2 separate regions of the Homo sapiens genome follow, and region 1 is linked to region 2. A link is a contact called in ENCODE Hi-C or POLR2A ChIA-PET data. All regions are on one chromosome and are shown on one strand. Each heading gives the region's core, a stretch centred on a gene start or an enhancer-like site at or near the end of the contact. The rest is flanking DNA. Distances are from core to core; before and after follow the strand shown. Region 1 overlaps GARS1-DT (GARS1 divergent transcript). Region 2 holds the start of MTURN (maturin, neural progenitor differentiation regulator homolog).

Region 1 (4,784 bases), core at 253-2,752, 430 kb before region 2:
AAGATTCTGTTTATAGGTGACTTTTTAGGATTGTGGAGTTAGGCAAAGCTGGGATCACTCACACAGCCTGATAGGGGATTTTCCTACGTGGGTGGGCTGACCTGGTGGTCCTGGTTACACTGCCCACCAGCCTTCTGGTGTCTCTACTAGGAGTAAGGTGCCTTCTCTTTCTCCTCCAGGACCCCACACCTCCAGACCCTGCTGAGGGAGGGCCACCCATTTCTAGTCCCAGCTCCTACTCTAACTATCTGTGTGACCTTAAACAAGGCCTTTCCCCTCTCTGGCCTCAGTATCCGCCTCTGAATAATGGGGCTGGGCCTGCCGACCTTCTGGCCCTTTTCTGCTCTGTGAGTTTGTGAACTTGTGATAGGGAGACAGGAGTCCTAGGAAGGAAATGGAACTGGTGATAGGGAGACAAGAGTCCTAGGAAGGAAATGGAACTTGTGATAGGGAGACAAGAGTCCTAGGAAATGGAAGGAGAGCACGTTTCACTCTGTCCAGCAGAGGGCAGCAGCTACCCACAAATCAACAGCTGAGCAAGGCCAGGGCTGTGTGGGAGCTATGCACAGGTTCTGCCTCCAGAAGCCTTCAGTGCCTGCCTCTGAGCCAGAGGGTTCCAAGCAGAAGAGGTCCCGCCCCCGGAGAGGGACCTCAGAGAGGTCCTCCAAGCCCCTCTCAGCTCTTACTTACGGCATCCCAGATGCCCTATTCCTCTTCTGCAGAGAGAAGGTGGTTCAGCCACTAAATGGTGCTGGGACCTCGCAGTTTGGTGGGAAGGAGGAAGCTTACTCAAGCAAGGAATATGAGACAGGCAAAAACCCACGCATAAGCCAAAAGCCCCTCCAAAGCGAGGTGTTGTTCCAGGCTGACAAGTGTCCAGCAGGGTGGACTTCAGACTCCCTGTTAGGAACTGAATTGTGTCCCCCAAAAAGAGAAAGTCACCCCAGGGTATGACCTAATTCAGGAAAGGTCATTGCAGATGCATTTAATTAAATGAAGATGAGCTCATGCTGGAGTAGGGTGGACTCTGAACCCAGTGGGACAAGCGTCCTTATTAAGAAGAGGGAAATCTGGACACACACAGAGCAGAGACCGCCGTGTGAAGATGGAGGCAGAGATCGGAGAGATGCTGCCACACGCCACAAATGCCTGGGGCTCCCAGAAACTACACGGAGCCTCCCCCAGCGGCTTCAGCAGGAGCATGGCTCGGCCAACACTTTGATCTTGGTCTTCCAGCCTCCAGAACGGTGAGTCGGTGAGTTTCTGTGGTTTAGGCCCCCCAGTTGTGGTTGTTTCTTACGGCAGCCCCAAGAAACCAATACACTCCCCCGTCCACTTTCCACGGCAGAGTTTGGGCGTCACTGAATCCCACCTCCACAGCAGGTTTTGCTTGGACTGCACAGTATTTATTGATGCTGCTGTTGGTTTTAATTTCTAATGTGTGTGCCTGTAGCTGTACCACTCCTCCTGATGACTCACCTGGCTCCTGCGGGCATCTGAGATGTGGTTTCTGCTCCACACTTCCTGGGGGAGCAGAGGAACTCCTCAGCCTCCTCTCAAACTTCTCTCAGGTTGTGCTGTTCACTCCCTCCCCAGGCTTCCGGTCCACACGGACAGCTCTGACCCCGAGAAGATTCTTTGTCTTAGACAAACATCTGCCTCCCTGTAACTTCGGTTCACCGATACTTGCTCTGCACTCCAGGGCCATACAGAACCCCTCTGCTCCCTCTGCCCTTAGCCATTGGCTCCTAGGAGACACTAGCTTGTCCGGCCGTCGCTTTAAACTGTCTAGTTCCAACTCCCTCAGAACTTCCTCAGTGATGCAGTTTCCTGACGGTCATATTGCCTGGATAAGCTCCAGTATGTTCAACTCCCTCTGTGGTTCAGCAACCAGGACTAAACAGGATTCACCTGATGCACATTCTAACCAGAGTCAAGAGGGCAGAAGCATCGCCTCCTGCGTTCCAAGCTCAATATCTCAATTGTAATCCCCACATGTCAAGGGAGGGGCTTGGTGGGAGGTGATTGGATCATGGGGGTGGTTTGCCCCATGCTGTTCTCATAATAGTGAGGGGTTTCTCACGAGATCTGATGGTTTTATAAGGGGCTCTTTCCCCTTTGTGCACCCTCTCTCTTTCCTGCTTCCTTGTGAAGAAGGTACTTGCTTCTCTTTCTCCTGCCAAAGCATGACCTTATAATTGTAAGTTTCCGGAGGCCTCCCCAGCCATGCGGAACTGTGAGTCAATGAAACCTCTTTCTTTTATAAGTGACCCAGTCTTGGGTATTTCTTTATAGCAGTGTGAAAATGGACTAACACAGATATTTGGCAGGCATCCAGTAGTCTTCGATAAACACAACCACCATCTAGTGGCCAGAACAGCCTTATCGGACCCCACTGTCTGCAATGAAAAGCTGTTCCTTTCCTCATCCTTTACAGGGCCAAGCACCCAGCATCCTGGGACAGTGGCCCCGTGTGCCCAGCTTTGAGGATGAGCTCATGCCTGGTTGCTCTGGGTGGAGAGAGGGAAGAGTTGAATCAACATCCATATGTATAAATCTCCTTTTGTGCATTTAGAATCACGTCCTTAGAATAAATTGCGATCAGTGGCATTACTGAAGCAAATTGTATCAAAAATGCAAAAAAGACCCATTTTTCCAAATTGTTTTCTAACAAGGAAGTCATATTGTTTGCTTTTTGATACTGTTCTTTAGAAAACGATGCATGAGAGTTTTACATTTCATATAGTGTGTTCTATTTATTTTATACTTTGCAATTTCTGTAATTTTTAAGCACTGTTCTTCCCATACTAGAGGCTCTGCTCTAACTATTCAACTTTTGTTTGTCCTAGTTTTCCTAAAATTCCCTTTTCCACTGGTGTGTGGTGCAAGATGAGGCACATTTTCCATGGATGGTGAACAGAGGGAGGAGCCTTTTGATCACAACCAGGTCACCCCACTTCTAAGCCACTGTGCCTCCAGCCCCACAAGACTAAGGAGAGAGAGCGCAGCGTGGTGGAGAGTGAGCTGTGCTGGGACCATTGTTTCCGTAACCTCGTTTTCTGTGTCCAGCTGACACACCTTCAAAGTGGCATCAGGTCCTAAACTGTAGCTTGCAATGTGCCTGTTTCCAGAAACCAAGGTGAAAGTGCTTTTAGACAGTGTTCCCATGCAAGAGTCCCTTCCCAGCTTTTTTCTGGAAATGCATGTTTCTCTGAACTCTGAGTCCCAAGAAAAATCACTTGAGACACCAAGAAAATGGGGGAAGTGCTAAAATTGTGTGGGAATTCAAGCTTAACAATAAACATCAAGACATTTTTGATAAAAATGAATCCACTGACATCGGGGAGGAGCAAGAGAACAGCACGCTGACACTGGGTCAGAGGCTAAGACCGACATTTCTGGGAACCACTCCCGGAAGGGCACAGAGGAGACGCTTTCAGCCTCTCATCAGCCAGCCTGGCCTGTAGCTGCTGCACGTTATGAGTGTGTTCCTGGCATGACTGCTTCTAACAGTGAGTTTTCTGGCAAATCAAATAAATACTAATAAGTCTGTATGCACATTATACTTTATACAAATCCTATGAGTGATGTTCCAGAAATAACAAGTTTTGAAGGCAAAATAAGTCCTTAAATTGGCAACTTTGACACATAATTCCATGTAGTAGTTAATCTTGCTAGAAGATCCCAATGTTGTTATTCTAATACAATCTGATAATGTTCACTGGCATTTTCCACTGTTGGCATCTTTACTATAGCCTACAGTTGTTTGTTTGTTTATTTGAGATGGAGTCTTGCTCTGTTGCCTAGGCTAGAGTGCAGTGGCGTGATCTTGGCTCACTGCAACCTCCCCCTCCCAGGTTCAAGCAGTTCTCCTGCCTCGGCCTCCCTAGAAGCTGGGATTACAGGCACGTGCTACCACGCCCAGCTAATTTTTGTATTTTTGGTAGAGACGTGGTTTCATCATATTGGCCAGGCTGGTCTTGAACTCCTGACCTCAGGTGATCAGCCTGTCTCGGCCTCCCACACACAGTGCTGGGGTTACAGGTGTGAGCCACGATTCCTGGCTGCCTACAGTTCTTTGTAAAGCAGACAAAATAGTTTCATTTTTTAAAGAAATGAACATATATGAGGCAACCTGTACCTAACTTAGGAGTTCAGAAATTCCCTGGACTGCCTATACATTTTGGTTTCTCATTCCTAATTCCCAAAGATTAAAATCTGTCAGGAATTTGGAAACATTGAATCACAGGCCAAAATAGGACCATGTCTCCATTCATTCATTCATTCAACAATTATTTATTGAGCGCATGCTATTTTTCAGGCACTGTGCCACATATTGAGAATAGAGTAGTGAGTAAGACAAAGTCATCACTTTAGGGAGTTTATATTTTAGAGGAGAGAAAGACAAATGAAAGTGTTTAGGCTGGGCATGGTGGCTCACACCTGTAATCCCAGCACTTTGGGAGGTCAAGGCAGGTGGATCACCTGAGCTCAGGAGTTCAAGACCAGCCTGGGCAACAATCCCATCTCTAACAAAAACATAAAAAATTAACCAGGTGTGGTAGCACATGCCTGTGGTCTCAGCAACTTGGGAGGCTGAGGTGGAAGGATCTCTTGAGCCTGGGAGGCAGAGGTTGCAGTGAGCTGAGGTTGTGACACTGGACTTCAACCTGAGTGACAGATCCCATCTCAAAAACAACCCTGGGCCGGGTGTGGTGGCTCACACCTGTAATCCCAGCACTTTGGGAGGCCGAGGCAGGAAGATCTTGAGGTCAGGAGATTGA
Region 2 (4,501 bases), core at 655-3,154:
ACCCCAAATTTGTGGGGCTCTTGCTGTGTGTTAGGGACTATTCGGTGCGTTACCTATATGAACGCCTGGGTGCTGGCATTATTATACCTATTTTTTTGGATGTGGAAACTGAGCTCAGGGTGGGTATTTGAGCACAGTCACAGAGCCAGAACTCAAATCTGGCTGTCACACAAGGCCATCCCTCTTCTGGAGTGCCACTTGTGGAATGCCCAGGTGGATCCCTGCCCTCCTCAGGGGGTGCGTGTGGGCGGAGGGAATGCTTTATCGGCCAGGCATACATAAGCCTTCACCTCTCCAGGACCAAGAAAGGCGGTCTTGCAGTCTCCCTAACTCCTTCGCGAACTTCCCGTAGGTGGTCAGGGCGCTCGGCGGCAGGACCACGGCCCAGCTTTGTCTCCCCCACCTGAGGAGCGTGCACCAGGCCGCGCCCCGCACCACCCCACCTCCGCCCACAAGGCCCGCGACCACACGGTCACCCGCGCCCACGGCCGCCTCCATCTTACATTTGGGGATCATTATTTATTCCCCGACCTTGGAAACACTTCATGAGCACCGTGCTCGCCCTACTCCACCCCTCCCACCCCGACTCCCCTGCCCTCCGCATCCCCTTCCTCAACTGCCAGAGTCGGGATCCCAGGTGGGTGCAGGATTCAAAGTGGAAGGTTTGGACACCGCAGTCCCAGTTCCCGGTCCCTCTGAGCCGGGGCTGAGGGGATTCCCCGTCATCTGGAAAAGCCAACGGGCTTCAGCAGGGCCAGGGCACCGCCTCGGCTGGAGAGAACCCGCCCGGGCCACACACACCTCTCGGGCAGCTCAGAGAGGCAGCGAGGGCAGCGCGGGGGCAGGGGGAGAGGCGTGCCGCGTGTGCGCGTGAGTGTGCGCGTGTGAGGGTGAGGGTGTGAGCATGTGTGTGTGTGTGTTGGGGTGTATGCGCAGGCGCGCGTGCGTATTAAGATCCGGGGTGTAATTCCGCAAAGAAGGTCCAGGAGATCGGGCATCGCTAGTATGGACAGAGCTTTGTGTCCAAACAGGCAGTGCAAGGACTAACCCGCGAGGGCGGGGAGTGGGGTTCTCCCGGGAGGGGCAATGCGAGGAGCCGAGGCTGGGCACCGGAGGGGAGCGGGATTCCTATCCCGGACGGGACGCCTGGATGTGGGAAGCTCCGGACCTGGGCTCCTGCCGGAGGGTCCGTGCGCCCCAGACCCGGCTGGTCCGACGCGGGTGACACCCACACCCCAGGGATGCTCCATGCCAGGCACCGCGCACGGGCCGCGAGGTCGGGTTCCCGAAACGGCGCCCGCAGCAGCGGGGAGAGGAGTGGCCTTTAGGGGGACGCCACACCTCCCGCCCCGACCCGGCTCCCCGGATCCTCCGGGCGCCTTGCCCGCCGCCCACCGGGCCCCACCCGGGCAGCGGAGCCCGCACCGCCCGGCCCGGGGCTTCCCCGGCGGAGCACGCGGGGCGCGGGGCGCGGGTTACGGCCCCCCACTCTGCGCCCACCGCCGCCCACCGCGCGGGAGCTCGGGCGCAGGGACGCACCGCCGCGTCCACACTCCCGCCGGCTCCGGCGGTCCCTCCTCCAGGCACTCACAAAATTGTCGCCGCAGCCGTTGTCCGGACACAGCACATAGAAGGAGACGCCGGGGTCGGCGTAGAAATCCATCCTGCGTTCGGTCTCCTCGGTGGCGATGAGCTCGAAGGGCGTGTTGGAGCACCATTTCTCCGCAACGTCGGCCAGCTGCTGGAAATCCATCGCGGCCCCGCGCCCGCCTCCCGCCGCCGCCCGCCCTCCCGCTCCTAGGCGCCCTCCTCCCGGGCGGGCAGCGCGGCGCTCGGCTCGGCCTGCGCGGGCTCCTCCGGGGCCGGGCTGGGCCGGCTGGGACTGTTTACATGCGGTGCGGAGTGGGGCGGGCGGCGGCCGGGGACAGCGCGGCGCCGCGCCCGCGGCTCCTCCTCCGCCCCGCCTCCCCCCGCCCCCTTGCGGGCCGCCGTGGGGGTTGGCGCGGCCGGGCCGGGACGCGGGGCGGCGGGAGGAGCGGCCGGCACCCCCGCGGGCGCCCGGATTTTCCTGGGCGCTCCCGCCCCCCCTTTATTTTTAAACAAACCCGGAGCATCCCGGGGCCCTGGCCATCGCGGTGCCGCCCCGGGCCGTGACGTCATGGGCCCCAGCCAATCACCGGAGCCTGAGACCGCGCCGCGGCTTGCGAGCCCGGTGACGTCACAGCGCGAGCCTGGAATCCGCAGCTCCGCGGGTTACCTGGAAGCGGTGCGAGCGCCCAATACCTGGTTAGCGTTTCTGTGGAGTTAGAAAGCCCAGGAAGCGTTTGCCCAAATGCGATTTAAATGCAAGGGAGGCCATAGAACTGCAGATAACTTGGACCTTGTCTGGGGCTAGCAGTGGAGGAGCTGAGAAAATCTAAGGAAAAGGGAGCTTTTCTTTTTGCAGAAACCAAAGTTCTGTTCTCCGATTGATTTAAGGGAATGTGTCTTCTTAATGCATTTATCAGACACTAATATGAATGTTCACTTGCAAAGGGCGTGTGTGATTTTTTATTTGCGTTACGTAAAGCTGAATATTTCTTAGAAATGAGCCTCATAAGACTGGCTTCAGTATTATTCAGCTTGAATTCACATTGCATAACCTAAAAAGGTCAAGAGGATAAAGCACATTTTAAAACAAGAGTGTGTGGCCCAACGATTGCACCTGTTGAGTGCTCACTGGCTGCCATATACTGGACAGGCATTACTGGATTGCAGAAAATGCACTAGGGTCCTCGCCCTCAGGACTTGAACACTACAAACACAGACACGTTATAAACATTCAGCCAGCTTTTTTCTGTAAAGTGTGTCTTCTGAACCAGGCACTGTGCACGAATTTACATTCCCACCAACACGTATATATGTTTCCTTTTCTCTGCACCCTCACCAACATCTGCTGTTTTTTGACTTTTTAATCATAGCCATTTTGACTGGTGTGAGATTGTATCTCATTGTGGTTTTAATGTGCATTTCTCTGATAATTAGTGGATGTTGAGCATTTTTTCATATGTTCGTTGGCCACTTGTATGTCTTTTTTGAGAAATATCTGTTCATGTCCTTTGCCCACTTTTTAATGGGTTTTTTTTTTTTCTTGTTGAGTTGTTTGAGTTCCTTGTAGATTCTGGATATTAGTCCTTTGTCAGATGCGTAGTTTGCAAATATTTTCTCTCATTCTGTAGGTTGTCTATTTACTCTGTTGATTGTTTCTTTTACTGTGCAGAAGCTTTTTAGTTTAATTAAGGCCCATTTGTCTATTCTTGTTTTTGTTGCACTTCCTTTGGGGTTTTAGTCATAAATTATTTGCCTAGGCCAATGTTGCAAGGAACTGAATTCTGCCAACAACCCGAATGAGCTTGAAAAGCAGATTTTTTTCTCAAACTTGTTGTCTTTTCCAGACAAGAACTGAGCCTGACTATTACCATGATTGCAGCCTTCGCAGAACCTGAGCGAGAACCCAGTGATGCCATGGCTGTGCTGGGACTTCCGACTTTCAGAACTGTGGGCTATTAAATGGGTGTTGTTTTAAGCTGTTAGGTCTGTTTAAATTCTTCATGCAGCAGTAGAAAACTAATACACAGGACAATGAAGGAGACAGGCACATGAATATAAAAATGCAATATGCTGTTGTAAAGTTACAAAATGGTCCTTAAAAAAAAAAAGTATGGGTGTCTCCAGATAGCACAAGCTTCCTTGCAGTTTTACCTGGCACCACCATTTAAAGCATAATATGTGTTCCAAAAATGAATTCCTTAAATTGGAGATGAAAATATGAAAAATACATTCCTTTTTTCCTTTTTCGGGAAAGAAGGAGTTTTTTTTTTAATCCATGTGTTTTAAAATGTATCAGTCAAATTTGCTCCAAGTGATGTGATCAGAATTATGAAGTTATGTTTATTTAACAAATAGTTTTTGTCAGAAAATGAAAAACTCTTATGAAAAATAAAATTTTGGGTACAAAGCAATTGGTCAATGAAATGGATACCGTTGGGTTTCCTTAGAAATGCACTGAGAGCAACAGCAAAAGCTTCAGAACTCCATGTCTGCATTGATTCCTCCCTCTGCCATTTTAAGTTTTATGTGCATCTGCAACTTCCTTCATTGCTCGGAGCTCAGTTTTCTTTTCTGAAAACAGGGACAACAGTGAGATAAAGTATATAAAGTCCTTATCCCAGAACCTAGCACATAGTAAGAACTCAGTAAATGCCATTATTACTCTTAATCTACTTCTTAGGGATGATGTGTAAGAAGATCAGCTAATGAATTTTTAAAGTGAAATTCAGGAGTGATATGACTGGTAATATTGGTCACAGATGAACCTAAATCTCATTTTTTTTTCCAAGTCTTTAGAGCAGGGTTTCTCAGCAGCAGCACTATTGATATTTGAAGCCAAAAATTCTTTGTTGTTGGAGGCTGTCCTGCACATTGCAGGATTTTTAGCCACATTCCCTGGCCTCCACCCACT

Evidence for each region. Hi-C counts contacts between places; a loop is a spot of excess contacts on that map. ChIA-PET counts read pairs that join two places held with the same protein, here RNA polymerase II (POLR2A). Pooled maps may share reads with other maps.
Region 1: a loop to region 2 is called in a pooled map, with 4 times the contacts of the local background. The contact joins the enhancer-like site here to the promoter of MTURN in region 2. A Hi-C loop is called at or near these places in 7 of 50 pooled maps. POLR2A ChIA-PET finds 5 or more read pairs at or near these places in 2 of 52 experiments (MCF 10A and naive thymus-derived CD4-positive, alpha-beta T cell).

What each region holds. Positions count from the first base shown.
Region 1 is chr7:30,560,194-30,564,977 of GRCh38, reverse strand. GARS1-DT (GARS1 divergent transcript) reads left to right here. Exons shown (of 7, transcript NR_038889.1): 4 at 980-1,247; 5 at 2,850-3,512. Among named protein-coding and RNA genes, the nearest start is that of GARS1-DT, 15 kb to the left of the region's middle. RefSeq lists an enhancer at 350-399. Within about 2 kb of position 1,502, at least 7 of the 41 ENCODE cell types and tissues checked have a DNase peak (open chromatin) inside an H3K27ac peak, as active enhancers do.
Region 2 is chr7:30,132,389-30,136,889 of GRCh38, reverse strand. It overlaps MTURN (maturin, neural progenitor differentiation regulator homolog), which reads right to left and starts at 1,904. Exons shown (of 3, transcript NM_152793.3): 1 at 1,592-1,904. The coding sequence starts at 1,753. It overlaps LOC105375216 (a long non-coding RNA gene), which reads left to right and starts at 2,176. Exons shown (of 3, transcript XR_927146.3): 1 at 2,176-2,286; 2 at 3,435-3,573. RefSeq lists silencers at 777-956, 1,277-1,416, 1,609-1,986, 1,757-2,006.